Regions from separate parts of the Homo sapiens genome. Here region 1 is linked to region 2. A link is an interaction called in ENCODE POLR2A ChIA-PET data of the cell type or tissue named here. Cell type or tissue: MCF 10A. All regions are shown on one strand. Each heading gives the region's core, and the rest is flanking DNA. Links, peaks and the distances in the headings are about the cores only.

Region 1 (15,336 bases), core at 3,353-11,352, 61 kb before region 2:
TCTGTCATGGCACTCCTTCACTAGGGTGAACATCCCTTCAAATCAGCTGATGAGTTGACTAAGGAACATACTCATTGGAGTCCTATCCAGAATTTGCTTCATCCTTGTCATGCAGTGGAGGGTGGCCCTTGAAGCATAACCACCACCACCACCACCACCACTGCTGCCACCAAACACCACTGGTGGTTTTTTCCCCCTCCAGGGGATGCTTCTATTGGCAATGCTGTGGAGTGAGTCCTGCTGGAGCTCCACTTTGCAGCTGAGAAAATTGGAGCTCATGGAGGTAACTAATGTGCACAAGGTCACACAGCCAGCGAACACCTCTACCCAGAGCTATCTGACTCAGGGCCTTCTCGGGGACCCAAGAGCAATGAATTAGAGAAGCTGATAAGGGTTCCAGAGTGGCTAGTCGTTGGCTTGCCTCAAGAGGAGAGATGAGAAGATATGCCATCAGTACTCTTAGGGCAGAGCTTTCACAAGCTATCTTGGAGAAGAAACAGAAGAAAAACTTTCCCCTGATCTGAGGAATGAGCATTTCTAGTGAAAAAAGAAAAAGTGCACTACAGAAATGTTCTTTTAATTATTCCTGATTTAGATTAGTACTGAATTTTGGTTTGAGCAAAAAAATGATTTAATAACCTAAAATTGTATTTACCCTAAAGTCAGATTTGTTTTCTTTGAGAAAAGTTAGGGAGAGCTTCCAAATCACTTCATCTTCTATTTAAAGGGGAAAAATATTTTTCTATAATAAATTTCACTTTAAAATTAAGCAATGGGACTACAATACTTTCCTGTTTCCCTAACTCACTATGTAATTTTTCCATTTGCAGGGAAGCCAAAAGATGAATTTCTTTGTAGGAAGTGGAACGTTGTATAAATATTTTCTAAGAACGGTCATGCACAGACAATATTAATTAAAAGTGATGAAATAGTATAACCTTATGACATCTAATTTTGGTTGTGTGTTAGTGTGTTGATTGATGGAATCCAATTTCCTTTTTACTTCATTTGAGCCCATCTTATGGTTCCTCAGCAAAAAGCTTGGAACTGAGCAGGCATGATAAGTAAGACTAATGTGCACAGAGCACACATTCCTTCCAAGCTGGAAAGGACATGCACCCCTTCTTTCCCCCTACTTGGCCAGCTAAGCACACACTGTACTTGAGAATAAGTCAAGAATAAAATCACAAACTTTGAATATGCAATGTTGAAAAATAATTGGTATATTTGAATTTTCCCTTAGAAAAGATTGCATGAGGACTCGGTATTGATGCTCAGCACGGAAATGACTGTCTCTCTTCCCCAGTGAAGCTCTCCTTGCTGCCCTCCCTTTCCTATGGGCATTACTGTGCTGCTGGGTTCAGCTGGATGGAGACTCCTTCAGGGCCATGTAATTGGGAGATAGGAGGCAGGACATGCTCCAAGCTTTCTAATGTCATTGTTTTCACAAACTGTCTGGGTCTTTGTTCCATGGGCACTAATTCTCAATACAATAAGACTGACCTGTCCAATTTTCTGTTTCTGTGTCTGTTTCCTTCAATTTGCAGGTAGCCGGGACACAAGTGCTTCTGTTTGACTCCCGGTTATGCTGATTGATATAGTTTGGATATTTGTACCTATACAAATCTCATGTTGAAATGTAATCCCTATGTTGGAGGTGGGTCCTGGTGGGAGGTGTTTTTCCCCGCCAGGGGATCATTCGTTTCATACAGACTTTATTTTTATTTTTATTTTTCCACAAGTGATTGAGACACAGGTGGTATTTGGTTACATGAGTAAGTTCTTTAGCGGTGATTTGTGAGATTTTGGTGCACCCATCACCCGAGCAGTGTACACTGCACCCCATTTGTAGTTTTTTTTATCCCTTGCCTCCTTCCCACTCTTCCCCGCCAGGTCCCTAAAGTCCATTGCATCATTCTTATGCCTTTGGGTCCTTATAGCTTAGCTCCCACGTATCAGCGAGAACCATACGATGGTTTGGTTTTCCATTCCTGAGTTACCTCACTTAGAATAAATGGTCTCCAGTCTCATCCAGGTCACTGCAAATGCTGTTAATTCATTCCTTTTTATGACTAAGTAGTATTTCATCATATATATATATATATATATATATATATATATACACCACAGTTTCTTTATTCAGTCATTGACATTGATCGATGGGCATTTTGGTTGGTTCCATGATTTTGCAATTGTGAATTGTGCTGCTATAAACATGCGTGTGCAAGTATCTTTTGCATATAATGACTTCTTTTTGTTTGGGTAGTAATCCCACTACCCAGCAGTGGGATTGCTGGATCAAATGGTAGTTCTACTTTTAGTTCTTTAAGGAATCTCCACACTGTTTTCCATAGTGGTTGTACTAGATTACATTCCCACCAGCAGTGTAGAAGTGTTCCCTGTTCACTGCATCCACGCCAACATCAACTATTTTTTGATTATGGCCATTCTTGCATGAGGAAGGTGGTATCGCATTGTGGTTTTGATTTGTATTTCCCTTATCATTAGTAATGTTGAGCATTTTTTCATATGTTTGTTGGTCATTTGTATGTCTTCTTTTGAGAATTGTCTGTTCATGTCCTTAGCCCATTTTTTGATGGGATTTTTTTTTTCTTGCTGATTTGTTTGAGGTCATTGTAGATTCTGAATATTAGTCCTTTGTCAGATGTATAGACTGTGAAGATTTTCTTCCACTCTGTGGATTGTCTGTTTACTCTGCTGACTGTTCTTTTTGCCATGCAAAAACTCTTTAGTTTAATTAGGTCTCCACTATTTATCTTTGTTTTTATTGCACTTGCTTTTGGGTTCTTGGTCATGAAATCCTTGCCTAAGTCAACATCTAGAAGGGGTTTTCCAATGTTATCTTATAGAATTTTTATAGTTTCAGGTCTTAGGTTTAAGTTCTTAATCCATCTTTAGTTGATTTTTGTACAAGGTGAGAGATGAGGATCCAGTTTCATTCTCCTACATGTGGCTAGCTAATTATTCCAGCACCATTTGTTGAAAAGGGCGTCCTTTCCCCACTTTATATGTTTTTGTTTTCTTTGTCAAAGATTGGTTGGCTGTAAGTATTTGGGTTTATTTCTGGGTTCTCTATTCTGTTCCATTGGTCTATGTGCCTGTTTTTATACTAGTACCATGCTATTTTGGTGACTATGGCTTTATAGTATAGTTTGAAATCAGGTAGTGTGATGCCTCCAGATTTGTTCTTTTTGCTTAGTCTTGCTTTGGAAATGTGGGCTCTTTTTTGGTTCCATATAAATTTTAGGATTATTTTTTCTAATTCTGTGAAGAATGATGGTGATATTTTGATGGGGATTGCGTTGAATTTGTAGATTGCTTTTGGCAGTATGGTCATTTTCATAATATTAATTATATCCATCCATTAGCATGGGATGTGTTTCCATTTGTTTGTGTCATCTATGTTTCTTTCAGCAGCATTTGGTAGTTTTCCTTGTAGAGGTCTTTTGACTCCTTGGTTAGGTATATTCCTAAGAGGTTTTGGTAGGTTGTGTCATTATTGTCGTTCAGTTTGAAGATTTTTTTTTTTTTGGAAAAGGAGTCTCACTCTGCTGCCCAGGTTGGAGTCAGTGGCACGATCTCAGCTCACTGCATTCTCCGCCTCCCAGGTTCAAGTGATTCTTCTGCTTCAGTCTCCCAAGTAGCTGGGACTACAGGCATGCACCACCACGCCTGGCTAATTTTTGTGTGTGTGTTTTTTTTTCAGTAGAGATGGAGTTTCACCATATTGGCCAGGCTGGTCTTGAACTCCTGACCTTGTGATCTGCCCACCTCGGCCTCCCAAAGTGCTGGGGATTACAGGCATGAGCCACTGTGCCTGGCCTGAATAATTTTTTAATTTTTATCTTGATTTTGTTTTTTGATCCAGTGCTCATTCGGGAGCAGGTTATTTAATTTCCATGTATTTGCATGGTTTTGAAGGTTCTTTTTGGAGTTGATTTCCAGTTTTATTCCACTGTGGTCTGAGAGAGTGCTTGATATAATTTCAATTTTCTTAAATGTATTGAGGCTCATTTTATGGCCTATCATATGGTCTATCTTGGTCTATTCTGTGCGCTGTTGAATAGAATGTGTATTCTGCAGTTGTTGGATGAAATGTTCTGTATATATCTGTTAAGTCCATTTGTTCCAAGGTGTAGTTTAAATCCATTGTTTCTTTGTTGACTTTCTGTCTTGATGACCTGTCTAGTGCTATCAGTGGAGTATTGAAGTTCCTCACTATTATTGTGTTGCTGTCTATCTCATTTCTTAGGTCTATTCGTAATTGTTTTATAAATTGGGGAGCTCCAGTGTTAGGTGCATATATGTTTAGGATTGTGATATTTTTCTGTTGGATAAGGCCTTTTACCATTATATAATGTCCCTCTTTGTCTCTTTTAACTGCTGTTGCTTTAAAGTTTGTTTTGTCTGGTATAAGAATAGCTACTCCCACTTGCTTTTGATGTCCATTTGCATGAAATGACTTTTTCTACCCCTTTATTTTATGTGAGTCCTTATGTGTTAGGTGAGTCTTCTGAAGGCAGCAGATAGTTGATTGGTGAGTTCTTATGTATTCTGCAGTTCTGTATCTTTTAAGTGGAACATTTAGGCCATTTACATTCAATGTTAGTATTGAAATGTGAGGTACCATTGCATTAATCATGCTATTTGCTGCCTGTGTACTTTTGGTTTTTTGTTTTTTGCTTTTTAACTTTTATTTTTGTTTTATAGGTCCTGTGTGATGTATGCTTTAAAGAGGTTCTGCTTTGATGTGTTTCCAGGATTTGTTTCAAGATTTAGAGCTCCTTTTAGCAGTTCTTGTAGTGGTGGCTTGGTAGTGGCGAAATCTCTCAACATTTGCTTGTCTGAAAAAGACTGTATCTTTACTTGATATATGATGCTTAGTTTCGCTGGATACAAAATTCTTGGCTGATAATTGTCTTGTTTGAGGAGGCTGAAGATAGGGCCCCAATCCTGTCTAGCTTGTGGGTTTCTGCTGAGAAATCTGCTGTTAATCTGATAGGTTTTCCTTTAGAGGTTACCTGGTGCTTCTGTCTCACAGCTCTTAAGATTCTTTCCTTCATCTTAACTTTGGATAACCTGATGACAATGTGCCTAGGCAAAGATCTTTTTGTGATGAATTTCCCAGGTGTTCTTTGTGCTTCTTGTATTTGGATGTCTAGGTCTCTAGCAAGGCTAGGGAAGTTTTCTTCGATTATTCCCCCCAATATGTTTTCCAAGGTTTTAGATTTCTCTTCGTCCTCAGGAACACCAATTATTCTTAGGTTTCGTCGTTTAACATAATCCCAGACTTCTAGGAGGCTTTGTTCATATTTTCTTATTCTTTTTCCTTTGTCTTTGTTGGATTGGGTTAATTTGAAGACCTTGTCTTCGAGCTCTGAATTTCTTCTACTGGTTCAATTTATGGCTGAGACTTTCCAGAACATTTTGCATTTCTATAAGTGTGTCCAGTGTTTCCTGAATTTTTGATTGTTTTTTTCTTTAAGATATCTATTTCCTTGAATATTTCTCCCTTCACTTCTTGTATTGTTTTTTGGACTTCCTTGCACTGGGTTTTACTTTTCTCTGGTTCCTCCTTGATTAGCTTAATAACTAACCTCCTGAATCCTTTTTCAGATAATTCAAGGATTTCTTCTTGGTTTGGATCCATTGCTGGTGAACTAATGTGATTTTTGGGAGGTGTTGAAGGGCCTTGTTTTATCATATTACTAGGATTGGTTTTCTGATTCCTTCTCATTTGGGTAGGCTCTGTCACAGGAAGGTCTAGGGCTGAAGGCTGTCCAGATTCTTTTGTCCCACGGAGTATTCCCCTGATGTAATACTCTCCCCCTTTTCCTATGGATGTGGCTTCCTGTGAGCCGAACTGCAGTGATTGTTGTCTCTCTTCTGGGTCTAGCCACCCAGCGAGTCTACCCGGCTCCTGGCTGGTACTGGGTGTTGTCTGCACAGAGTCCTGTGATGTGAACCGTCTATGGGTCTCTCAGCCACGGGGAGAGAAGAATAGGCCAGCCCCTATTCTGGTGGAGGTGGCAATTGGGGCTGGGGGAAGGGTGCAATGGACTCCGTGAGGGTTCTTAGCTTTGGTGGTTTAATGCTCTATTTTTGTGCTGTTTGACCTCCTGCTGGGAGGTGGTGCTTTCCAGAAAGCATCAGCTGTGGTAGTGTGTAGAGGAACTGGCAGTGGGCGGGGCCCTAGAATTCCCAAGATTATATGCCCTTTGTCTTCTGCTACCAGGGTGGGTAGGGAGGGACCCTCAGGTGAGGGCAGGGCTAGGCATGTCTGAGCTCAGGCTCTCCTTGGGCAGTCCTTGCTGTGGCTGCTGTGGGGGATGGGGGTGAGATTCCCAGGTCGCTGGAGTTGTGTACCTAGGAGGATTATGTCTGCCTCTGCTGAGTCATGCAGGCTGTCAGGGAAGTGGGGGAAAGCTGGCAGTCACAGGCCTCACCCAGCTCTGGTGGGAGGTGTTTGGATCATGGGGGTGGGTACTCATGAATGGCTTGGGCTGTCCCCTTGGTGATGAGTGAGCTCACACTCTGAGTTTACATGAGATCTGGTCATTTAAAAGTGTGCAGCACTTCCTCCTGCCCAGCTCTCTCTCTCGCTTCTACTTGCACCGTGTGAAATGCCTGCTCCTGCTTTGCCTTCTGCCGTGAGTAAAAGCTTCCGGAGGCCTCCCCAGAAGCCAAGTGATGTCAGCACCATGCTTGTACAGCTTGCGGAACAATGAGCCAATTAAACCTCTTTTCTTTATAAATTACCCAGTGTCAGTTATTTCTTTATAGCAATGCAAGAACAGCCTAACACACTGGTACTCAGGTGATGGCTTTTATGTCACAGTTAGGCCCTCAGAGTTCTCTCGGAAGATGGAGACTGTGAGCCCACGGCAGTACTTCTCGTCCTGAGGCTGGACCCTGCACCTTCAGGTCTCCCAGTGACCAGCCTCTCTGCCTCCCTGGGGTGGCCAAGGGGACTGAATGGACTCCGTACTCCTGATGCTCCCTCATGCTCATGTTCAGCCAAGAACATCCCATAATAAAACTCCCTGAGGCCAAAGCCTTGGTGATACAGCTCTAGGTGTCACAGCTCTTGGTGACACAGCTCTTGGTGACACAGCTCTAGGTATCACAGCTCTTGGTGTCACATCTCTAGGTGTCACAGCTCTTGGTGACACAGCTCTTGGTGTCACAGCTCTAGGTGTCACAGCTCTTGGTGACACAGCTCTAGGTATCACAGCTCTTGGTGTCACAGCTCTTGGTGACACAGCTCTTGGTCTCACAGCTCTAGGTGTCACAGCTCTTGGTGACACAGCTCTAGGTATCACAGCTCTTGGTGTCACAGCTCTTGGTGACACAGCTCTAGGTATCACAGCTCTTGGTGTCACAGCTCTTGGTATCACAGCTCTTGGTGTCACAGCTCTTGGTGACACAGCTCTTGGTGACACAGCTCTAGGTATCATAGCTCTAGGTATCACAGATTTTGGTGACACAGTTCTTGGTGTCACAGATCTTGGTGACACAGCTCTAGGTATCACAGCTCTTGGTGACACAGTTCTTGGTGTCACAGCTCTTGGTGACACAGCTCTTGGTGACATAGCTCTAGGTATCACAGCTCTAGGTGTCACATCTCTTGGTGTCACAGCTCTTGGTGACTCAGCTCTAGGTGTCACATCTCTTGGTGACACAGCTCTAGGTATCACAGCTCTTGGTGACACAGCTGTTGGTGTCACAGCTCTTGGTGTCACAGCTCTTGGTGACACAGCTCTAGGTATCACAGCTCTTGGTGACACAGCTCTAGGTATCACAGCTCTTGGTGACACAGCTGTTGGTGTCACAGCTCTTGGTGACACAGCTCTAGGTATCACAGCTCTTGGTGACACAGCTGTTGGTGTCACAGCTCTTGGTGACACAGCTCTTGGTGACACAGCTCTTGGTGTCACAGCTCTCGGTGACACTGCTCTAGGTGTCACAGCTCTTGGTGACACAGCTCTAGGTATCACAGCTCTAGGTGTCACAGCTCTTGGTGTCACAGCTCTTGGTGACACAGCTCTTGGTGTCACGGATCTAGGTATCACAGCTCTTGGTGACACATCCCGTCCACTCCTATGTGTAGTAGCCATTTTCCTTTTAGCACATACACTGTGACAGAGGTTGGGGCAATGAGGTGTCAGTGTCACCTGCACCCTGCCCCAGGACTGGCAATTCCTTCACTGCCAAGGCCCTGCTGCTGTGTCCAAATCCATCCTTCAGACCTCTCTGCCCCATCATTGTGATGAGTGTCCCTATTGTCCTTTTCCATCCTTGGGTCTCACATAGGGTTATGCTAGTTCATGAGTCATATTTTGATATCTTCGGCCTTTCAACAGAAATGGTAAGGTGCTTAGTCTTTCTTCTAGGTCTTCTGCCTCTTTGTAAATTCATGGTTGCAAAATGATGCCTGGAGTCAGGGCAACACCCAGTAGCCTCCGTGGCTGGAAGGCAGACAGACAGGCTGATGGAAGGGAACATCTATCTCCTCCACCAGTGGTGTCCAGGGCTCAGACTCTTGCCTTACTCTCCATTATGAGAGGATAACGAAGGGAATGACTGAATGCCGTATATAGTACCCCTTACTTGAAGGTCTCTGTGTCTGCCCTCAAGAATCCTCTCTGACTAGATTCCATGTATTTCTCTTTATGCGTGGGAAACTTCTGCAATTGCCATGAGGATTTGTGTATCGATGACCGTGATTCTAGAGGGATTCGCTCCAAAAGCACCACCTCTAGAGTGGGTTCTGTCTCTCTCCTGACCCCAGGGTGATGCCTTCATGATGAAGTGACAATTCTTCCTGGAACATTCACTCATTGTCTCCTTACTCATGAACCTGCTGCTCTGAGGGTAAAATTTCGGTTCTCAGTTCTTAAAAGCATTTTCTTCAATGTTTCTGTCCTGTGCTTTTGAGCAGAACCACCTCTGGTTCTGAGCCTTCATAGGGAGTGCCCCCTGCATATGGAGGGAGTGTTTGTCAGTGCCTGCTCCTCAGGATCGGAGGTGAGCTGCTGGAAAAATGACATCATTCCAGAGCCAGAGAGAAGTTTACTCAGAACGTTGCCAAACAGCTTTGGAAAAAAAAAATAGGCCAGGTATGGTGGCTCACACCTGTAATTCCAACACTCTGGGAGGCCAAGGTGGGAGGATCACTTAAGTCCAGGAGTTTGAGACCAGCCTAGGCAACGTAGTGAAATCCTGTCTCTACAAGAAATAGAAAAAAATTAGCTGGGTGTGGTGGTGCATGCTTTTAGTCTTAGCTACTCTGGAGGCTGAGGTGGGAGGATTGCCTGGGCTCAGGAGGTCAAGGATGCAGTGAGCTGAATTGCACTCTAGCCTGGGCAACAGAGTGAGACCCCGTATCAAAAAAAAAAATGAAGAAAAATATTTAGCAAGGATAAAATATTATTAGCTCATTGGCACCAGTGATAGTGAAACATGTTTATGAGAAAAACAAACTCTGTACAACATGTGAAGAGGTTTATTCTGAGCCAGTATGAGTGACCAGAAATTACGGGCAAAGACATAAATTCATATATGGAAGGTGCACATTTGTTCAGCCTAAAGAGGCAGGATATCTTGAAGAGGCGGAGACTTATAGGTCATAGGTGGATTCAATGATTTGGCAATTGGCAATTGATTGAGTTGGCAATTGGTTGAATTAAACTTTGTCTAAAGGTTCGAAGACAGCAGAAAGAAATGCTTAGTTATGATGAGGAGGTTGTGGAAGCCAAGGTTCTTGTCAGTTAGATGAAGCCTCCAAGTAGCAGCCTTCAGAGAGAATAGAGGGCAAATGTCCCTTTTAGGGCCTTAACGTTTCAGACTCTTAGTTAATCTCTTCTAGATCTGGGAACGGCCTGGCTGCATAAATGGAGATTCTTTCCAGATGCAAATTTCCCCCATGAAAGATGGCTTTGCAGGACCATTTCAAAATGTGTCAAGTAAATACATGTTGGGAGAAAATATTTTTATTTTCTTCAGAGCCTCTCTGCTATGTGGTGCTATACCAGAGTCAGGTTGGAATTTGGCATCTTAATGCCACAAAGAGTCTTCTTTCAGTCTTCTTTAAGTCTTATGATCTGTATTTTAATGTTAATGCTGGTCAGTTTTCCCTAAACTCCAAAAGGCCGGGGAGCGGGTGAGACGGAGTATGCTGGATGAAGTATGCCTAGCCTTCTTTCCTTTCGTGGCCAGGAAATCAGTTTTTCAGGTTCCTCCAGAGTTCTCTTGGCCCTGGAGGAGGTCTGTTCAGTCTGTTGAGGAGTTAGGATTTTATTTTTGGTTTATAAACATAAGCTTTCTAAAGATTCAAGTGCTCCTTGGTGTGTTTTGTGTTAGCTGCTTAAAGAAGAGCATGTGAGTCCAGAATGGAGCCTAGTTAGTGATGGATACAGAAACCAGGGGCATTGGTGATAGAAATATGTCACCCAGTGCTGTGCGGCATCACTGAACACTGACCTCGGCCTCCTGTGATGAGCAAGGAATGGCTGCATGAAAGGCTGCTGAAATCCTTTCCTTTGCTTTTGCTAATAAAAATCATATTTAAAGTGTCCTAGATATGTAAAAAGATTCTATGGGGAATTGTTTCATAATAAAAAGAATGGTGATCACATGTAAACATTCCTAATTTATTAACTACGATTTTATAATCAACATTATTGAGGTATAATTTACATACAGTAAAAGGCATCCATTTACATTGCACCATTCGATTTATTTAAAGTGTTCAATTAGCTGAGTTTTGTACACACCCATGAAGTCACTGCCAAAATTTAAGAAACACAATATTTCCATTTACCCTTGAAAGTTTCCTTCTGAAGTTTTTCTCTTTCTGTCCCTGGCCTCATGCAACCACTGATCTGACTGATCTGCTTTTTGTCACTGTGGACTTAGTTGCATTTTCTAGACTTTTACAAGTAGTATCATGCAGTATAGACTCTTTGAGTCTGGCTTTTAAAATCTATCATAATGACTTTAAGAGTCACCCGTGAGGTTGCATGTATCAGCTGTCCACACCCCCGACTCTTTCACCATGCTTTTTTCTTTGGTTGAGTACTATTCTTTCATATGACTATATCACAGTTTGTTTATCCATACCTATTGATGAGCATCTGGATTGTTTTAGTTTTTAGTTATTTTGAGTAATGCTGCTGTGAACATTCATGTACAAGTCTCTGTGTAGGCTTACATTTTCATTTATTTGGGGTAAATACCTAGGAGTAGACTGACTGGATCCTATGGAAGGTATTTGCTTACCTTTTTTTCTTTTTGAGACAGTCTTACTGTTGTCCAGGCTGGAGTGCAATGATGTGATTTCTGCTCACTGCAACCTCCCCCTCCTGGTTCAAGCGATTCTCCTGCATCAGCCTCCCAAGTAGTTGGGACTACAGGCACACACCACCATGCCCAGCTAATTTTTGTATCTTTAGTAGAGATGGGGTTTCACCATGTTGGCCAGGCTGGTCTTGAACTCCTGACCTCAAGTGATCCACCCTCCTCAGCCTCACAAAGTGTTGAAATTACAGGTGTGAGCCACTGCACCCAGCCATGTGGTTTCCTTTTTAAGAGACTGCCGTAGAGTTTTTCTAAATGGTTGTACCATTTTGCATCCTCACTGGCAGTGTATGAGAGTTCTAGTTGCTCCACATCCTTGCCAACATTTTGCATTGTCGATTTTAAGAAAAGTGTAAATTCATGCAAATTGATGGTTCAAATGTATATAATTATGTATATTACAAATAATACTGGAGAATTTTTGTTTTTTAGTGACAAGTTTTTGAATTTCCCCTTCCTTTTCTTTTCTTGTGTTATGTTAAATTGAACACTTAGGAAAGTAAATTTGAATTCTTAAAGTCATAAGGACCTTTTAACCTATTATAGCTGTGGTTAACTTTTAGTATCCTGGCAGGGAAAACTTTATTTCTTAAATATCTAAATTACAACTAGAGAGAAAAAAGAAAAGGAAAAAAAATGATTAAAAGTTGTATAGAGGAGGCGGCTTAGGTTGGAATGTGGTAATTTCCACCATAGTCCTAATTATGTATGGTTGTGTTGCTGCTCTCAAACCATAGCACTGCTTATAGGTTTCACAGGCTGGCACCAAGTTGAGCCACACCACTCTTGCTAACCTCTATGATGCTTTCTCCAATTTTTCATTCTCCACTGTTACTTACTCTGGGCATTTTAAGAGAGGCTTCTAGAAGACTGAGGGTCCTGAGAAGTTGGCAGTGGCTGTGACCAATTCTCCAGCTTGCCTGGAGGCCTCGTTGTTGCCTATGACTGCCTGTCCTGTGACGTTATCAGCAAACAAAGCAGCTGGCATGGGGTGCAGGGGGAAGGCCTGGGGGAGAAGGAAGGCAAGGTTGGGGTGGTCACTGAAGCACCATCTGGCTCTAGCAAGGACACGGGGAAGTTTGGAGTTCAGCTCCAGCTGGACTTTAAGAATGTATGGGGCTCCATTGTAAGGTGAATGAATGTGAAGAGTGCAGAGAGAAGGAGACGCAAGGAAGAGAGTGAGAAAAAAAAAGAAGGAAAAACTTTATGATCAAAGAAAAGAGTTTTTTTCTAATACGAAAATGATATACAGCAGTTTCCTTTTCTTTTTTTTTTTTTTTTGGTTTTAAGGAGAGAAAATTTATTAGGCAAGAAAGAAGGAAGAAAGGAAGAAGAAAACGGCTCCTTCATACAGAGACAGAGGGAGGGGGGGATTTGAACAGAGAAAACCCCCAGTTTCCCCTTTTTATAGTAAGAATAAAACACATTCACTGATAACCTCTGCATACTACTGCAATAGCATTTTTGGAGGTGGAGTCCCAGCACCGTCGGAATGATCCCTGGCATCTGGATGTGTCAGCCCATCAGTGCATCCTCACCTAAAGCACAGCATGTGTGGGGTGACAACTGGGTGAAGGGGAGAATGAGCCCCGGGGTTAGACCGGGAGCCTGCCTCTGAGGCTTCCTGACCTCGACTTCCCTGGGCCTGTTTCCTTATCTGTCATGCTGCGGTGATAACGCCCTCATCACAGGGCTTCTGTGAAGATCAGAATGAGACAATGTGAGAGTCTTTTTGTTCATAACACATATTTTCACATTTGTCAGTTTGTTCATGAGAGTTCAGTTCTGAACAATGTCTCTTTATCATCTATCTTCAAGAGCGTAGTGGGAATATAGGATTAGAAAAAAATTTTTGGTTTGGGTATCTTTTCCTTCTGTTGTTTTGACTATCAGCAGCCCTGATACTTGTAGACAGGCAGTGCTTGAAGGAGAAAGATCTTGGCTCACAGAAGTTTAATCCTTTCCATTTAATGACTGTAGCTTAGCATATTTTAGTTATCGTCATTTTGGATTTCATACTATCTGGCCTCACAGAATTGCACCAAACCTGTCCTGACCCCTGATACTCTCCACAATTTTTTTGCCAGTAAACCCTGTAATGAGTTTTGTTACCAGGATGCATGATGTTTCCATGCCTACAAGTCCTGTTTTCCAAACTGGCTGTTCTCAGGCTGGCAAGAGTGAGCTGATTTCACTCCAGAAACATTTTAAACTTCCTGAAAGATTAAGTGGCTATGAGCACTCCCACAGGGCCTCTGCAGTGTTCTTTGTTAGGGTCAAGGTTCATGCTTTCTTTACCAGTTTGATGATTTTTCTGTAATTCTCTATCTGAGAGGTGATGTCTATGTGAAGGTATTCTGTAGCTGCCAATCTAAAGGCCCATTTTCCTACTGTCTCTCCTTCCTTCTAACGCTTCGATCTCCAGACACTTTGTCAGTGATTCTGGCTTCCAGAACGCCTACCTGTTCTAGGGGAACATGTAATCTGTGAACAGCCTTGGACGAGCTTCCCATGGCGTTTGACACTCAAGGCTAAAAATAGCAAGATGAGGCCTGAAGCATTCTCCAAGGAAATGAAATCGAATCACGTAACTGGATTATTCTTGGTTATCTTGCAGATATCCGCGTGACCAGACGTCTACAAATGGTGGTGAGATCATTTCTCGTCGCCTCTTAATCTGTTGGCAGCTGACTTCTGAAAACGTCTTCAGAGTTTTTTCTTTTTTCCCCAAACCAAGGGCAGCCAGCAATTTTGAAACTTTGCATATTGGATTGTCATTGTGACTTCCACAAGTAATTTTGCAAAGTTCATTTTTCTTTCTTTCCTCATTTCAGACTTTTTTTTTTTTGGAGGGGGTGGGGGTGGTTTTACTTTTTCACAGTGGTTGCTAAGAAAGAATCTTCTGTTTATAGGCTCCTAACAAATAGTGACAGCTGAAAGACAAATATGGTGCTGTGTTTGCAGGACGATGGAAGGGGGCCAGCAACCCGCAGCCTCCAGGCACACACACTCACAAGGAGGCCTTTGAGAGTGCTGCCTGGCATTGTGGGTCCACAGATTGCTTGAAATCATTAAAAAAGGCGTTTGCCTCATACTTTCAATGACAACTTATTTCCAGGGGTCCACCAGCATTGTACAAATCGATAGGATTGTCAAGTTTTTTGTTTTTTGTTTTTGGATCTCAAAGCTTTTGCTTAACAGGGGCCGAAACACAGAAAGATTTGAATCTACTTTCACAACAGCGTTCTTTGACCTTTGGGTCATACGCTGGAGTGTCATAAACCAAGAAGCCAGGGGTAGGTTCATTCATGTTCACCTTTCTTTGTTTGGGAGAATTTCCTCCATTCTAGTGTGGTCCTAGAGCAGGATGGTGGCGAATGGGCTGCAGTTTAGAAAAACATTATGCAAAGAAAAGAGAAAGTGATTGTGTCTTTCTATCTAAGGCCAGCATATAAATGGGTATTTGGGTTCTTCGTTTCATAGTTTCGGTCTGAAGGAAATGGTTACCTGGGGTAACATAGAAGACCCTGAAATTATAACTACTGAAAAGGAGGCCTAGTGGAGGTGGGCTGAGCATGTCACCCTTGGCCAAGGATCACAACACAAGGTCAGAATAGCAGTGGGTGATGCCGTGCTGATGACTAGGATGACACACAGACAGCCCAGTGGGCTCCAGGCACTCTTATAAGCACCCTTTATGCACATATCAGTACTCAACACAGCACTGGCGGGTAGGCATTGCTACGAATCCGATTTACAAGGAAACGGATGGCAGAAATACCTTGTCCAAAATACACAGTACATGGCAAAGCTGTGGTTTGAATCCAGGCGGTTTGGGTCAGACCTGGTGCTTAAAGCTCAGCACTACGCTTCCTGTCTTGGGATCCCAGTGCTTCTCAAAGCCTGAGATTTTGTTCTCTATTTCTTTCTTTTTCTTTTTCTTTTTCTTTTTTTTTT
Region 2 (15,336 bases), core at 4,097-12,096:
GCTGAGGTGGGAGAATCGCTTGAACCTGGGAGGCAGAGGTTGCAGTGAGCTGAGAGCACACATTGCACTCCAGCCTGGGTGACAGAGTGACACTCCATCTCAAAAAAAAAAAAAAAAAAAAAAAGTCAGTCTCCCCAAATCTGAAAATTGCACCGATTTTCTAGTATACCAAGAACAGGTAGTTGCTAGGCTGTTGTGTGAGCTGTAAGAGGCATTGGTGAAGCCTTTCTGTAGAACATGGAACAGGAGACAGAGTTCATGTAATGCTCTGTGGTTCTCATGCTAGGTGGGGCAGCCCAGAGGATAGGAAAGAAGGAATCGGCTGATGATGCAGAATTAAGACTGATGGGAGAGAATGAGACAAGGTTCTGCCAGGACCAGAACAAACCAGGACTGTGGTATTGCTCTTCATCGCACCTGGCTAAGGATTTCACTAGTAGGTGTGGGAGGTCCTAGAGCCACTCTAAATATTACTACCTCGCCTGTGTTGTGTGCAGAGGCAGTTACCTCAAACAAATATATGTCATATTTAGAAAGCAATAAGAATAATTCATTTATCATTCTCAATTATGTAAACTAGCAGGTTAAAAGAGGTTTTTGATTGTTTTTTTGTGTTTTTTTTTTTTTTTTTTTTTTTGAGATGGAATCTCGCTCACCTGCCTTGGCCTCCCAAAGTGCTGGGATTACAGGCGTGAGCCACCATGCCCGGCCTCGAGGCTTTTGATATTATTAAGAAGAGATACTAGGATTGGATGGGCTGCTAGAGAAATTTGGGTCAATTATGAGGCCCAAAGAAGGATGATCCAGGGAAGAGCACTGCAGAGATGGCTCTTAAAGCGGCTCCCCCAAGAGGAAGGATCTTCTTTACCTAGGACCATTCCTAGATTCCAAGATAGAGGAAGATAAGGATTGGAATATCTTGTTTTTAAAAGACTGAAAAATAAGGCAGCAAAACAACATATTTTGAAGTGTATCAAACTGCTTTTTCCTTTTGTGCTCCCGAATGTATAAGTCCTTGATTTTCAGCCCCATGCCCGGCTTCCCAGACTAAGCCACAGAGGGAGAAGCCTGGTATCCCACGGGGAACTCCTCTAAAAGGACACAGGGACCAGCAGGGAACCGTGACTCTGGGCTGCCTTAAAGAGTCCTTTGTAGAAAATAGGGTAAACATAAAAATGTCTAAAGAAAAAGATAACCTATTTTAGTTTTGAAAATATACAGCCTTTTCAAACCCACTGAAGAACAAACAAACAAAAACAAACAAACAAAAAACCAGCTGGGCTACCTTTCTCAGTGACAGCTCCACATTTGTGTCTGCGTTGAAGTTGTATTTGGCTATAGCTTCTCCGATTTCTCCGGGCTGGGCTGGCGGAGGTGGTCTTGCAGGCTGTGCTTTCTCAGGAGGTGTGAGTTTCTATGAAGGAAATAGTCATTTATTCTCAAATCTGCGGTGACCTTTGAAACCACCGCCATCCAAGAGAGAAAGGGAGAGGACCTACCTCTACGTATGAGATCGGGAAGATGCCCACTCTCCCGTGGTGTTCTCCCTCATACCAATTTTGATCAATTTTCCTGAGGATGTAGACAGTATCTCCTTTCTTAAATGACAACTCCCTGGAAGAGACACGTTGACATGGTCTTTTTGTGATGTACAGCAATAATTCTCAAGATCAACACCCTCGCTAGATCTGCATTTGTTTGGCAAATATACTTACAATATTAAAAAATCCAATTGATATTGAGTCCGATTAGATAAGAATGATCCTTGCAAATTCTTAGAATGCACTTAAAACATTATAACTTTAGAAATGATTTCAAACAGAGTAAGTATAAACATTCCATTGGATATAAATCACAGACAGATTAATAAGAAGTTTAAAGGAGGGGACAGACTCTTGCTACTTTACCATTAGTTCAGAGAAGAGGCATTTTGAAGCTTGGAAAAATGATGGAATAGTTCTGCACTGATTTTTTTTTTTTTTGTCCTGAAGCTAGTTGGCTAGTTAGTTACTAGCCCCCCAGCCCCTTTTGATGTACTGAAGCTTACATGAAGGAAAACAAATATCATGTAGCCTCAGAATAGAAGTGCCAACACCAGAACAAATTTTATTTGTGGATCTTTGAAGTTGGTTGACAGGTATTTTAATAGAATATCTTGATAAGGAATTTATTTTGTGTAACAGAAAAGATCTTACACTTTTAATTTTCAGTGGGGCAAGAAGAATGTGTTTTAAGTGCAAAGACATATGCCAATGCTTGCCTTTCTATCTTTTATTTACAAAAAATAAAAATATTTTTAAGACACTATATTTTTCAATTTTGGCTGTTTCTAAGAAAATTGTAGGTATATTTGATTTGGGTATTTATAATTTTAAGTTATAATGACATTATGCATTTTGAATAATTCACACCTAAACTTATCACCTTCACTACATCAATTTTTCCTGGCTTAATCACCCAGGTGATTAGGTTGGTTCATTATTTTGCCTCCGCAATTATTCTTGGATGGAGGGCGATTAATTTGTATCTTCTCCCAAGAGCCTCATTTTGCAATACATCTGCCCTCCCACTCTGGAATCTTCTGCATTGTTTTGTTCAGAATTTTCATTTTTTAATCTTTTTTTAAAAAATTTTGGTTCAGAATTTTCAGTTGGATCATTTATTAGTATAGGCCGTTTGATGGAGAGAGATTTATACCTGATGGAGAACACTTCTCATTGATTAAAAGAATTAATCGAAAAAATGGTGGTATATTAAAAGAATGATCACACATTTAGAAGTGCTAAAATCTTCACAATTGAAAATGTGTTAAATTTTCAGTAACCCTAAAAACAAAGAAGATTCATGGAGCTTTACATTCAAATACAGTGCTTCCTTCTTTTGTGCAAATGCCTAATGTAAAAAACAGAAAACAAAGCAAAGCAAGATATTTAATGTTCACAACACAACAGTTTCATTTGTACTAGGTATGTTTTGTTTCTGGAAATGAGACTAGCTTTTTAAAATATAATATGAACATATGAATCAGAGGCAACCAATTTTTCAAAGCTATGAAAAAGACTCTTTTGTATTTGTATAGGTTGCATTTAAAATTTTGAAGTCCTTAAGACACAGGAAAGTCTTACTCTTAAGTTTTCAAAACTGTGTCCCTCTCATCTCAGACCTAGAATTTTAAAGTCCCATTTGCTTTTTTCCCCTCACTTTTATTTTTATTTGTTTTTGAGATGGAGTCTTGCTCTGTCACCCAGGCTGGAGTGCAGTGGTGTGATCTTGGCTCACTGCAACCTTCACCTCCCAGGTTCAAGTGATTCTCCCACCTCAGCCTCCTGAGTAGCTGGGATTACAGGCACCCACCACCACCCCTGGCTAATTTTTGTATTTTCAGTAGAGACGGGGTTTCACCATGTTGGCCAGGCTGGTCTCGAACTTCTGACCTCGAGTGATCCATCTGCCTTGGCCTCCCAAAGTGCTGGGATTACAGGCATGAGCCACCGTGCCCAGCTGCTTTTTAAAATTAAGACTTCTCAGAAGACCTCGTGAGCCTTGGGTGGACACCCTTCCTACTTCACATCCCCTGCCATTCCTCAGGTTTTTATATATTTAAGAAAGCTATGGATTGATTTTTACAAAGAAGAAATGAAACGTGTGCTCCGTAACATTATTTTATAAAACTGATATGCATTGTACAAATTGTCACACCATATCCACAGAACAGTAGTTAGGACCGGAGTACAGTAGAAACAAAGCATCTTATTTCTCTAATTTGAAAAAAAAAGATGTAAGCTTTTCTTCAGGCCAGATTTAAGCCATGTTCAACATCTTAATTTCTAAACAGGATTTTTCTTATCTAGTTCATTTCCTATCTCAGCAGCATTACCAAATTCTGAGTGATTTATTTATATATGTCTTCTGCCAGAGACAGTTTCTAGAGCTATTAACTCATATTATATGCATTTTTATGAGTAAATTATTTTGGTTATTATATATATATATATTCAGTGTAAACAACATATAATAATTTAATGACAATTTACAATGAATTCAATATCTGTCTTGAATTCTACTGGAGAACAAAGTTTCTTAAAGGTCTGTGCACATAGGCCACAAAAAATCTGGGCAACACCCTCTTATATATAAGTCTGCTTATGTGCTTCCGCAACCACATGCCTATCTGCTGAGCAAAGAATAAAGGCAAAAGAAATATTGCAATTCAGGATGGTGAAAACACCGACACCAAAAGACCAAAGGAGAAAACTTTGCTCAGAATCTCTGAGCTTTGCAGGCTGAGGATGGAGACTTCAATACAGGAATCTTTGTACTAAGTTCTAGTCATCAACCCCACAAACTATGCTTGGAATATTTGGATAAATAAATGTTATCAAATTCCCCCAGCTAGTGTTAATTACTCCCCAATACTTTATTTATTTACTTATTCATTCTTTTTTTTGAGACAGGGTCCTGCTCTGTTGCCCAGGCTAGAGTGCAGTGGCGCAACCTCAGCTTATGGCAGCGTCTACCTCCCGGTGAAGCGATCCTTTTGCCTCAGCCTCCTGAGTAGCTGGGACTATACAGGTGTATGCCCCCATGCCTAGCTAATTTTTGTATTTTTTGTAGAGACATGGTTTTGCCATGTTGCCCAGGCTGGTTTTGAACTCCTGGGCTCAAGCCATCTGCCTGCCTTGGCCTCCCAAAGTGCTGGGATTACAGGCATGAGCCACTGTGCCTGGCCCCCAATACTTCATTAATTCATTATTGACACAAAATTCTAAAAACAAATATTCCTAAATTCTTTTTGTTTTTCCTATCCTTTAGAATTCATTGTGTTCTACCTAACATGTTTAATGTAATTTAAAACTCAGTAATTCTCAACTAAACTTAAAATAAAAGGTAATTCTGAAGGAACCATTTAATTAGAGTAGATTGCTGCATTGGGAATTAGACCTCATTTGTAACAGATCCTACTGCAATGCTTATCTCTTAAAGCATTACTAACATTTAAAACCACCTTAAATCATATGATGAGTATTTATCTTACTTACTTAGATGTCTGAGCCTTAAAATCATAAACAGCTTTTGCAGGCAATTTCTGAAAAGGAAGATAAACAATTAGCACTAATTTAAAATTTGAATTTTCTACAAGAAAGTAGTTTAATGTGCCTTAAAGAAAAAGGAAACCTCAGGGAATCATCAAACATATGTAATGTTAATCCTGTAAGCAATTTATAAATAAGTCCATTCATTCTTCATTTAGATATTTAAGCTATAATAGGAATATAATAGAAGGCTTATTCACCATCATATTTAATCTTAGGAACTAAGGTAGATTAATGTTATAATGAGAGAATAAAATGCCTGCAGAGGTTTGCATCCTAGGCATCATTTTGGCTGTTACAAAGGCTCTTCCTAGGATAAATGTGGAGGGTCAATGGCTCTATGTTCTATGGAGATTGACACAGCTCCCTCTGAATCATAATAAAAGGACCAGATGTCATAAAAGAAGTAATCATTCCCTTCATTAGACACTTATTAACATATTAGCAAAAAATATTAGCTCAATTATCACTGGGAGGCTGGTTAGTGGGCAAAAGTATAGGTGTGATCATCTTGCATTCCCTAGAGGGCTCAGGAATCCTTCAACACTCTGTCCACCAGCCACTCGTCTTTTAGTTGTGATGTGATGTGACACGTGCCCATCCTCAAACTCTGGGGGCCACAGATCTCCCTGAGGTACCCTGTACCCTATAGCTAGCTAGGCCAGCTCTTCCTTCCTCACCAACCAACAATCCCTTCACTCCATTCTTTTCCCCCATGACTCTGGTGAACTTTAGGAATCCTGGACCATTTCTAACTTCTTTGGGGATCCCACAGGCTCTGGACTACATCAGACGCCTATAAGATCCTCTGGAGCGGCTACCAGTCCAAGTCCAGCTTTTAGTTTCCATCCAGCCGTCATGGCTCCAAGGCAGTTTGAGCAAGAACTCTAGCCCCGGCTCAGGGCCCTGGACAGAGTTCAGTTGGTGGGTGGTTCCCAGGGGCAGTATCCCGAGAACTGGGCTGGTTAAAAGCTCTTTTTAGGGATCCTCTCCAATAAAAGGAAGCCAGCAAAAATGATTTCTGTAGGCTCTGTATTGATTTACAACACAGTTGACATCAGGCTTTCTCCTGGACCAGCGGGCCAAGAAATTGTAGAGGAAACCTATTGCCTCCACGAGGTGCCCTAACTCAGGACACTTTTAGGTCATAATGGTTAAGTTCATGGGCATCAGGTCAAGACTCGGAGAAGCCTCATGGCCAAAACTGGGCCACCACTAGGGAAGACCCACAGCTAGGGTCAGGGTGTGGACTGCTTCTAGGGTCAGAGTTGCTATGCTCAGGCCCCAAGGAAAATTGTTTCTAGTTTCTCAGTATTTTCACATTTCCTGTCCGAGTTCGTTACTGGTTTGGGATAATTTTTGGCTGGTAAGTGCTGTATCAAGTGTGTTGCTGTGAAAGACTCCAATGCTATTAAATTAACTACCTCTTTTTCTGGAGTTCCTCTTCTTTCCCTTGGTGCACTTCTCCCCATGTCAGTCAAAGTGGATGAGTAACTTCTAGGGGACTCACGGTCTATTGGAAAGAACAGGGCCAGTCATGGTGAGTATCCACTTAATTACAAGCCAACCTGTTCCGCCATTTTCCCTGGTGGCCACTACTTTTTTCCCCAAATTTGGAGAGACACCGTTATCGAACACATGGGCATAAAACTCATAGTTCATTACAAAGTTGTGAAATAAGACACAAAACAAGAGCATTTCAAAAGGAAAAATATCTGAGGTTGCAGAATTATAATTGTCTATATAAATATGATTACTACATTGCTGATTAATTATATTGCCACACCCAGTAAGACAATTTATAGTTAGAGGGATTTTTCATATAAATTTTTTCCAAAGCTTTCTGTTTCTATGCCTTTGCTTCTTATTTATAATTACTATTATAAGATTTACAGAGGATGGAGAATTTGAAAATAGCAACAATTTGTAGAAAAAGAAACATTTTGTGGAGTAATTTAAGACTGTAGTAATGAAAAAGAAAGAGATAAAACCAAAGAAAGTATGAGGATGACAGGAGGGTGGTGATGAACATTCTCCTTCTGCCTTACTCTCCCCTCTTCGCTCTTCCTCTGTTTTTAAATACTTATTGAATCTCAAGATGCCATGCTGTTTATCTACGACCTTCCTTTGTGCCCAGATGATAAACACCTTATCAGAAAGCAAAGAAACAAAGAGATATTGTTTCTTCTTACTCCAAGCAAAAAAGGGATAAACAGAAAGCATCATGTCAGTTGCCAAATTGCTTATGAAATATTGAATTATTTTTGTTCATCTTAAAGCAAAGCATAAATAATCACATTACAAAATTTTGATTGCATGTAGTTCTTAATAGTATCTTATACCTTTTGCACTTACGTGACTTACATATGGAGATGTAACTAGACATTAAATGTATTCCAGTAGTCTATGTTATAGAATTTTATCAGTACAACTGGGTCAATATTTGTCAATTCTTTCTTTTATCCCTTAAATATATCTAGTTATCCAGACTAACAAGAAGCATTAAAAATAAAATTTATTTTATCCATCTATGAAAGAATTTAAAGTGCTGATTCATAATAAGAAAACATTGTTTTAGGATTTTGACTACTTTGATGATGTAAATTCTAAGTTAATATACTTTTATGATCATAGGGCCTCATAATGATCATAAATTTTAAATTACTTTTTCTAACCCAGGGAATATAAGCTATTTTTCACTTGGGTGAAACACAATTGGAAAGTAAATATTTTACTAAAAAACAAAATACTTTTAAATGCATTTCAAAGCCCTTCCAAGTTACGTTTCAAAAATGTACTCCTATCTGCACATAAAATTGAGAGATGGTTATATTAGGATATTAAAAGCCTGGAGAAGGTAGCTAATTTATTAAAAAATGAGATTCTGACACATTTCAATTAGTGAAAATTTTGAATTGTAGAAATTGATTTTTTAAATTCTAATTTATTATTTTGAAGCATGTTGCTTCAGCCTAAGGGTAGGCAAAGATAAACGTAAGTGTATAGTGTAGCAAAAGTGAAAGCAAACATAAAGACTAAGTAGATTTGTGCAAGTTAATTAACAATCGAGCCATATTTGACACTAGTATGAACTGTGAATTATGTCTTTTTTTTTGTCTGAGATTATATTTTATACTATAAATTCTGAATTATTAGGGGTTTGAATCTCTTTTCTGTTATCTACTCTCTGTGTGACCTTGGACGAATTTCCTTTCCTCTCTGGGCCCAACTTCCAAAATTGAAAATGGCTTTTGAAATAACACCCATTTCATAGGCCTATGCCAGTTTTATTAGATAATGTATGTAAAGCACTCTGTAGTGTCTGGTGCATAGAAGTTTCTCTGTTGACCAACTTTCAGCCCGGAATGTTCATTCCAGCCTCTTAAAATTTACGTAGTGAACAGATGTGCTGTAAGAATTAATGAAAATAATTGGTCACAAATATTAAAACACCCTGGGCTGTAAGTTATATAAATCTCAAAAATAGTCCTCTGCCTTTCAATTGCTATTTATTCTTGTGTTGCCACTTCAAAGTTATCTATGAAAATAGAGTTTAGAGTCACTGTTAGCCTGAATAGTGTAATTCAAATTTCAATACAGGACTGTTTTAGCAGAAAGAGAAAGTGAATGAATTAAGTAATGGAAAAGAGAAAATGAATACACTAAATGGTGGAAATGGGACTTTTATATATATAGCTTAAAGATACATTCACAAAAATTTTATCACCATTGTGTCCTTGAAATGGAGAAAGCTATTAAACAAACCCTAATTTCTTTGTGTCCATCAATTACTAATCACATATTTCAGTTTTGCTTCTTGAATGTTTTGATATAGTATCTTCTATATAGAATGTGACAAATTATTTATTAACTGAATGAATATAAAGTTTTAACGTTAATATAAACATTTTTAAAAGGCTATTTGTGGAACTATAGGTTTTGATTCATGTCACAACGTAATTTATTGTCTCAATGTGAGTAGTGGTTGTTTCAACCCTAATGCTGAGCTACAAAATGGCCTTCCCTCTCGTTTTCGAAAGAGTAAATTTTTGTGAATTGATGATCACTTTAAGCCACACATCAAGTCCAAATATCACATGGGCAAATGAGAAATATTCAGTAAGACATATTTGCACAACAAGTTTTTGCTTCACAACACATAACGACGCCAAATGGTCTCCCAGCTCGGGAGTGATGAGATGTTGGAATGGAAAATGAAAGAGCTGGAGGGTGGGTCTCTGAACCACAAGGAAAAAGAAAGAAAAGCTCATCCACCTTGGAGTGCACCGCCACGGTCTTGGTGGTGGCAGCTGCTGTTGGCTGTGTCCACGTCTTGGAAAGAGGCACTGCGGGGCATTCTCCCGCAGTCATTCTGGTAGGGTGGACAATGAATAGCACCATCGGGAGGCAGTGGGTGGAGAGGCTGGTGCAGGGGGCTCCTCCTCAGCGCTCTCAGGGATGAGTTCCTCTCGGGAACATCTGGCAGCAGCTCACTGATGAGGCGGTGCAGGATGCTGTTGTCCGGCAAGCTCCCCCTTTTCTTTTCAGCTTTAATTTGGTCACAGATGTCTTTAAGGGCAGAGTCCAGAGCCTCAAACACAGATGCTTTACATTTTGCCTTTTCAGTCTGTTTCTTAGGAGCCGAATTTTTTTTCCTCCGGAAAGGCACAGGACTGACTAGAAAAGCAAGTTTAGAAAGGCCAGGGTCCATTTCTTGCCTTCTGGGCTCCTCGGTGTTTTCGTGTCTGGCTCTTTCGTGTTTTAACATTGTGGTAAATCGAGTGTAGGAGGCCGGGCACCTGCCTTTGCAGGAGCTGATGAGGTGGCGGTGGTGGTGGTGGTGGTGATGGTGGTGGTGGTGGCTGGATCCGTAAAAGCTTTCGGAGGATGTGAAGGAAAAGTGATCAAAGTCACTTTCACTGCAGAAGGATGACCCCTCTAGGTGAATGTAGTCACTGTGGTCGGACACAACCCCGTCCTGGTCGCTGTCGGAAAACTCCACGTGTGCTCGGGGCTGCTCATCGCTGGTGACTTCAATGTGAATGGGCACCAGGGCGTTAGACTGGCAGCCTCGCCGGCCCCGAGCGGGGGGGCCGCTTTGATTTTCTTCCTCCAGCAAATACTCAATGGAAAACCGCCTCTTGGGACATAGGCCATTTTGCGGTGGTTCTAGGGTTACGGGAGACAGCATGTCATCCCCTAAATTTGGCATGGATTTGGACTTCTGGATCAGCTTTTCGAATTCGGAGATGCGTGTGGGCACCATGTCCCGGGGCACCTCCTCCGTGGAGCACTGGCTCCAGGCGCGCAGCAGGTCCTTGTGCTGCTGCTCGCTCTCGTACTGCAGAATCCTGGACTTCACGGAGCAGATCACCTCGGAGTTCATCAGGTCCTTGCGGTTGATGCGGTGCATTTTCTTGTACATCTTCAGGAACCCCGGGGCGTTGCGGGCTGACCTGTGTCTGATCCTTGATCTGCCGTTACTGCGAACCTCCGGGACGTAGGGGGACCCCCACGCCATGGGGCAGCTCTCCTTGGAGTCCTCCTCACATAACAGGGAGCCCATGCTTTCCGACTTGACTTTCGGGTCCGGGAAGCTATCGCAGTCGTCGTTTAGGAGATCGTCACAGCTCCGGGATTTGATTTTGGGAGAGACGGTTTCTTCCGTGCTGCTCCAGATTTCTGCGTTTTGCCGGGCCATTTGCCAGCCGTTCTTGAAACTAATGGCTCTTGGTGAGTCCCGAGGGACATCCAAGTGCTGTCTGTAAGTGCTACAGTAATCTAACTCACTGGAGGGGTTGCCGTTGAGCCCTGAGTAACTGCAAAGGGATGGACATATTTTGCTATCATCCCCACCTTTTAATCCAGAGCAGCGTGGTAGAAGAGAGACATTTGGAGAAGTTAAAAGGTTCACAAAGAGAGGAGAGCATGTCAGTAAAGCATCAGACAGCATAGCAAGGAGAAAGCAGTTAGTGTGTTTTAATCTAGGTGCTGATTGTTCACACATGGAGCTTCAACTCTAGAGAAGAAGGTCTAATTCTAAAGCGAGCTAATACTTTTTCAGTGAATGTAGCTTTGCAGAGAGAGTTGACAAAACTGTGTATAAGAAGCAACCGACGTAAGCAAATACACCTACTCCTACTGCATAATTCATACACCTTTCTGACAATATTGTTTGCCAAAACACAATAGTGCTGCTTCAGCTGATAGCATGATCTGGTAGTGAAGGTTTAACAATTAGTGTCAAAAGTGTTATACCCTTACGCAATTTAATAGGGCCGGAATTTGAGCCTCATTTGATTCGTAATGATACATAGGTGAAGAAGGGTTTATACATTTACATCGAATTAATACTCTCATGACTATATCAAATAATTTTTTGTGGGTTTTAGATTTTAAAAGCTATAAGGCAAAGTATTCTCCAAAATTGCAAAATCAAAATGCTGTGAACTATTGCTGCTAACATTTTTCTAGAAAAAAATAGCTAAAGCTCTTTAAACAAACGAATTTACCTCTTAAATTGCTCTACCTTTAACCTTTTATTAGGTACAAAATTCTCATAGGAAAACTGAATATAATGCAAAACTTTCATCAGAGGTGCATATACCATGCTTTTTTTCTCGGAAGAGTTCTTTGAAAAATCATTTGCAATTTGATAATAGAGATCTACATTTGGCCTCAATTTTGAATAGCTATGGAAATGTTCTTTTGCTTTGCTGAGTCAACTAATAAATGAGGAGCCAAATTATATCTAATAGGACATTTTCTTCCTAGAAATAAAATCTAATGGAGGAAAATATCTCTATTCAATACTTATACCTTACAATGTTCTCTAAATTCTTTAAAAGTAGATAAGCACATTAGGTAGATCTGTACTGTCTGGGAAAGGAAGTTGATTTAACATTCCCTGTGATGAAACAAATATCTACATTTATCAGAACCCTTTTAACTTTTGGCTAGTATCCAAGAATAATAGGTCAATGGCATTTCATGACCTACTTGTTACCTTAAGATATTCATTTGAATAAGTGAGTTGAATCTGATAAGGCATCTCTGCTCCTCAGAGGAAAGATGTGATGGATGGGGCTCACACGCCCTGAACCATCAGCTGATATCACAGCTTTACAAGGCCTTAAAAGGGCTAGGCATCCACCTACTCAGAGTCCAATCATCACGACCAGAATACCTTTTGCACACAAATCAGCTACCACTTTTAACTACCATGTGGCAATGGTTTTAGTGACTATAGTTGATAGGTGTAGCTGAATTGGTCTGGTTTTATAGAAACTTACATTAGAGCTCAATTTCTTTACACATTTCAAAATCTCTTTCTCTTCTCTTTCAATCCCAAGATATTAGAGGAGATTGTGGGGTCCCACATTTGGTAGAGCCCTAGCTCCCTGTAGGGGCTGGTTCAATCCTCACTCTCCATCTCAGAAATATTCCTGTCCTCAAGGAATACCACTAAATGGTCTTCCAGAAACCAGAAGGAGTGACTTCTTTCAACAGTGAGCTCCCTACACTTGCAGAGAGGAGACGGGCCATCCAGAAAAAAAGGCTTGGTGATTCCTCAGTGATATCATTATGGTTTGGGACCAATTAGTCCTGACTGTGAGCTGCTGTGAATTGACCACTGTGTTACATGGCAGGAGGTGGATGCTCCACTGTTCATGTGAAGGTGGCCCAAAATATACAGCAAATGGCTAAAGAAATTAATAGGTCGGATTTTTTTAAAATCTAGAATTGAATAATTTTTTAAAACCCTCCAAACCAATGTATATTTTAGCCAACAATTTGCTCTGTTGCTGCTTGTAATTTTTATCCTATAAATTTGACTAATTTGCTAGTTGTAGAAACATTAGAAAATTTTGACTATATGTCAATGTTTACAAAATACATCTTTTAGTAGCCTGATGATACATTATTTGATACTTTCAATTTGTTTAGAAAGGGATCTATTTGGGGGAAAAAAGCATTAGCAGATGCTAGTCAGAGTTCTTTAAGCAACCTAAGTGGCTCGCCAGCTTGAGTCAGTCTGGGTGGGAAGAAGGCTATTGTTCTAAAACTATATTTTATTCCAGACACTGTAGGTGAGAGCTGGCACATGCCACTATCACTGGGCCAGCTTTCACACAGTGCTCTAGGCTAAAACGTAAACTAGTAAATTGTTGTGTTTTCATTTACTATGCTCACCTTTTGCTCTTGATGGGGAAGAAGGAGAAGAGCTAGTGAAAGACTTTGTAAGAGTGGTGCTTGATCCTGGGAGGTCCACTCGGCCTGGGCTAGTCCTGCTCGCACTTTGATCTCCCAAGCCCCGTGGTGGACCCACTGCAGGCTCGCTCTTCCTCCGCTTCCTGAAGTCACTGGCCATGCTTGCAGAACTGAAAGAAGGAATCAGATCTGTTTGATTGGCACTGGAGGAGGTTCGGGTGTGCACCAGAAAAACCGGTGGAACGTGCTAGTGACAATGGCGTAACTCCTAAACCTCTATCCCCAAAACTGCATTGCTAGGAACTCATCCCTTGATGTTCAACATGATTTCTCTAGAAGGATCTTTTAAAAAATGAATAGACCTTATTATTTATTTTGAGATGGCTTCTGGCTCTGTCACCCAGGCTGGAAGCGCAGTGGTGCAATCACAGCTCACTGCAGCCCCAAACTCCTGGGCTCAAGGGATACTCCCGCCTCAACCTCCTGAGTAGCTGGGACCACAGGTGGGTGCCACCTCACCTGGCTAATTTTTTTAAATTTGTTATTTATGTAGAGACAGAGTCTCACTATGTTGCCCAGGCTGGTCTCAAACCCCTGAGCTCAAGTAATCCTCAAGCCTCAGTCTCCTGAAGTGTTGGGATTACAGGCGTGAACCACTGTGCCCGGACAACTAAATTTTTTTAGGGCAGTTTTAGGCTTACAGAAATAATGACTGGAAAGTGTAGAGAGTTTCCTTATAGTCCCTTTCCTCTTGCACAGTTTCCCTTATCATTTACATATTCTTTTGGTGGGTACATTGTCACAATTGATGAATCTTTCCTGATGCGTCGTCACCCCAAGTCCATAGTTTACATTTGAGTTCATGTTTTGTCTTAAACATTTTAGGGGTTTTGAGAAATGTATAATGATGTGTGTCCATCATTAATGTGTCAATCATATAAAATAGTCTTCCCGCCATAAAAAGCTTCTGTCCTCCAGCTTTTCATCCCTCCCTTCCTCCCGCTCATCCTGGCACCCACTGATCTTTCCACACGGCCTCCACAGTTTCGCCTTTTCACCATGCCCAGTTGATATCATGCAGAATGTGGCCTCTCAGGTTGGCTTCCTGCACTCGGTGATACACTTTTAAGGCTCCTCCATGTGTTTTTTGTCACTTGATAGCTCATTTCTTTGTATTGCTGAGTCACATTCTATTATTACATGGATGCGCCACAGTTTATGTATCCATTCACCTATTGAAGGACATCTTGGTTGCTTCCAACTTCTAGCAATTATAAATAATGCTCCTAAGAAAACCACCTGCTGGTTTTTGTGTGAACCTAAGTTTTTAAACATCTTTGAACGTCAAAATTCTCCTATAGTGTAATATGTTGATTGAGAATTCAGTGCTATAATTTGTATCTTGTATCTTTTCTCTATAAAGCGGAGTTCTAACAACATGAATATATCCAGAGGGGCATACCAAATACAGGAAATAACTGAAAAAAAAAAAAGACATCAAGAGAGGAAAATCTCTCTCACCTCAAGGGTTGCCTGCAGCTTGTCCTATCATCTCTATCATCTTAGCTTTAGAAGATGTTATATTGGAATTCCAACATTTTTTATTTAAATAATGAATGAAGGCTGAGTATGATGGCTCACGTCTGTAATCAAGTACTTTGGGAGGCCAAGGCTGGAGGATGGCTCAAGGTCAGGAGTTTGAGACCAGCCTGGACAACCTAGTGAGACTCTGTCTCTACAGAAAATAAAAAAGTTAGCCAGTTGTGTCATGTGCCTGTAGTCCCAGCTATTCAGGAGGCTGAGGTGGGAGGATAGCTTGAGCACAGGAGTTTGAGGCTGCAGTGAGCCATGATTGCACCACTGCACTCCAGCTTGGGCAACAGAGCAAGACCCTGTCTCATCAGTCAGTCAATCAATCAGTACCAGTAATCTGGTCAGCAAATTAACTATTAAAGATTCCTTCCCCTCAGTTGCATAAAATACTGTCAATAGTCTAGAACAGCAGGGAGTTTCTGTCATGGTTTTGAGTTTG

What was found. ChIA-PET counts read pairs that join two places held together with the same protein. Peaks named below come from ENCODE experiments on the same cell type or tissue, not always from the same donor. Only the 100,000 strongest peaks of a DNase experiment are listed, where the experiment ranks them.
Region 1: POLR2A ChIA-PET joins it to region 2 with 5 read pairs; 2 of 35 experiments call an interaction of 5 or more read pairs at or near these places.

What each region holds. Positions count from the first base shown.
Region 1 is chr4:185,553,600-185,568,935 of GRCh38, forward strand. No RefSeq gene overlaps it. Among named protein-coding and RNA genes, the nearest start is that of PDLIM3, 26 kb to the left of the region's middle. RefSeq lists enhancers at 5,525-6,371, 6,260-6,379, 6,372-7,216, 6,420-6,469, 6,620-6,669 and 1 more. In MCF 10A, for the core only: no CTCF peak of the experiment used is centred there; a DNase peak (open chromatin) is centred at 6,482.
Region 2 is chr4:185,613,546-185,628,881 of GRCh38, forward strand. SORBS2 (sorbin and SH3 domain containing 2) reads right to left here. Exons shown (of 27, transcript NM_001395207.1): 18 at 13,287-13,474; 19 at 9,369-10,949; 20 at 6,518-6,606; 21 at 5,040-5,086; 22 at 1,500-1,614; 23 at 1,286-1,414. Among named protein-coding and RNA genes, the nearest start is that of SORBS2-AS1, 33 kb to the left of the region's middle. In MCF 10A, for the core only: no CTCF peak of the experiment used is centred there; no DNase peak of the experiment used is centred there.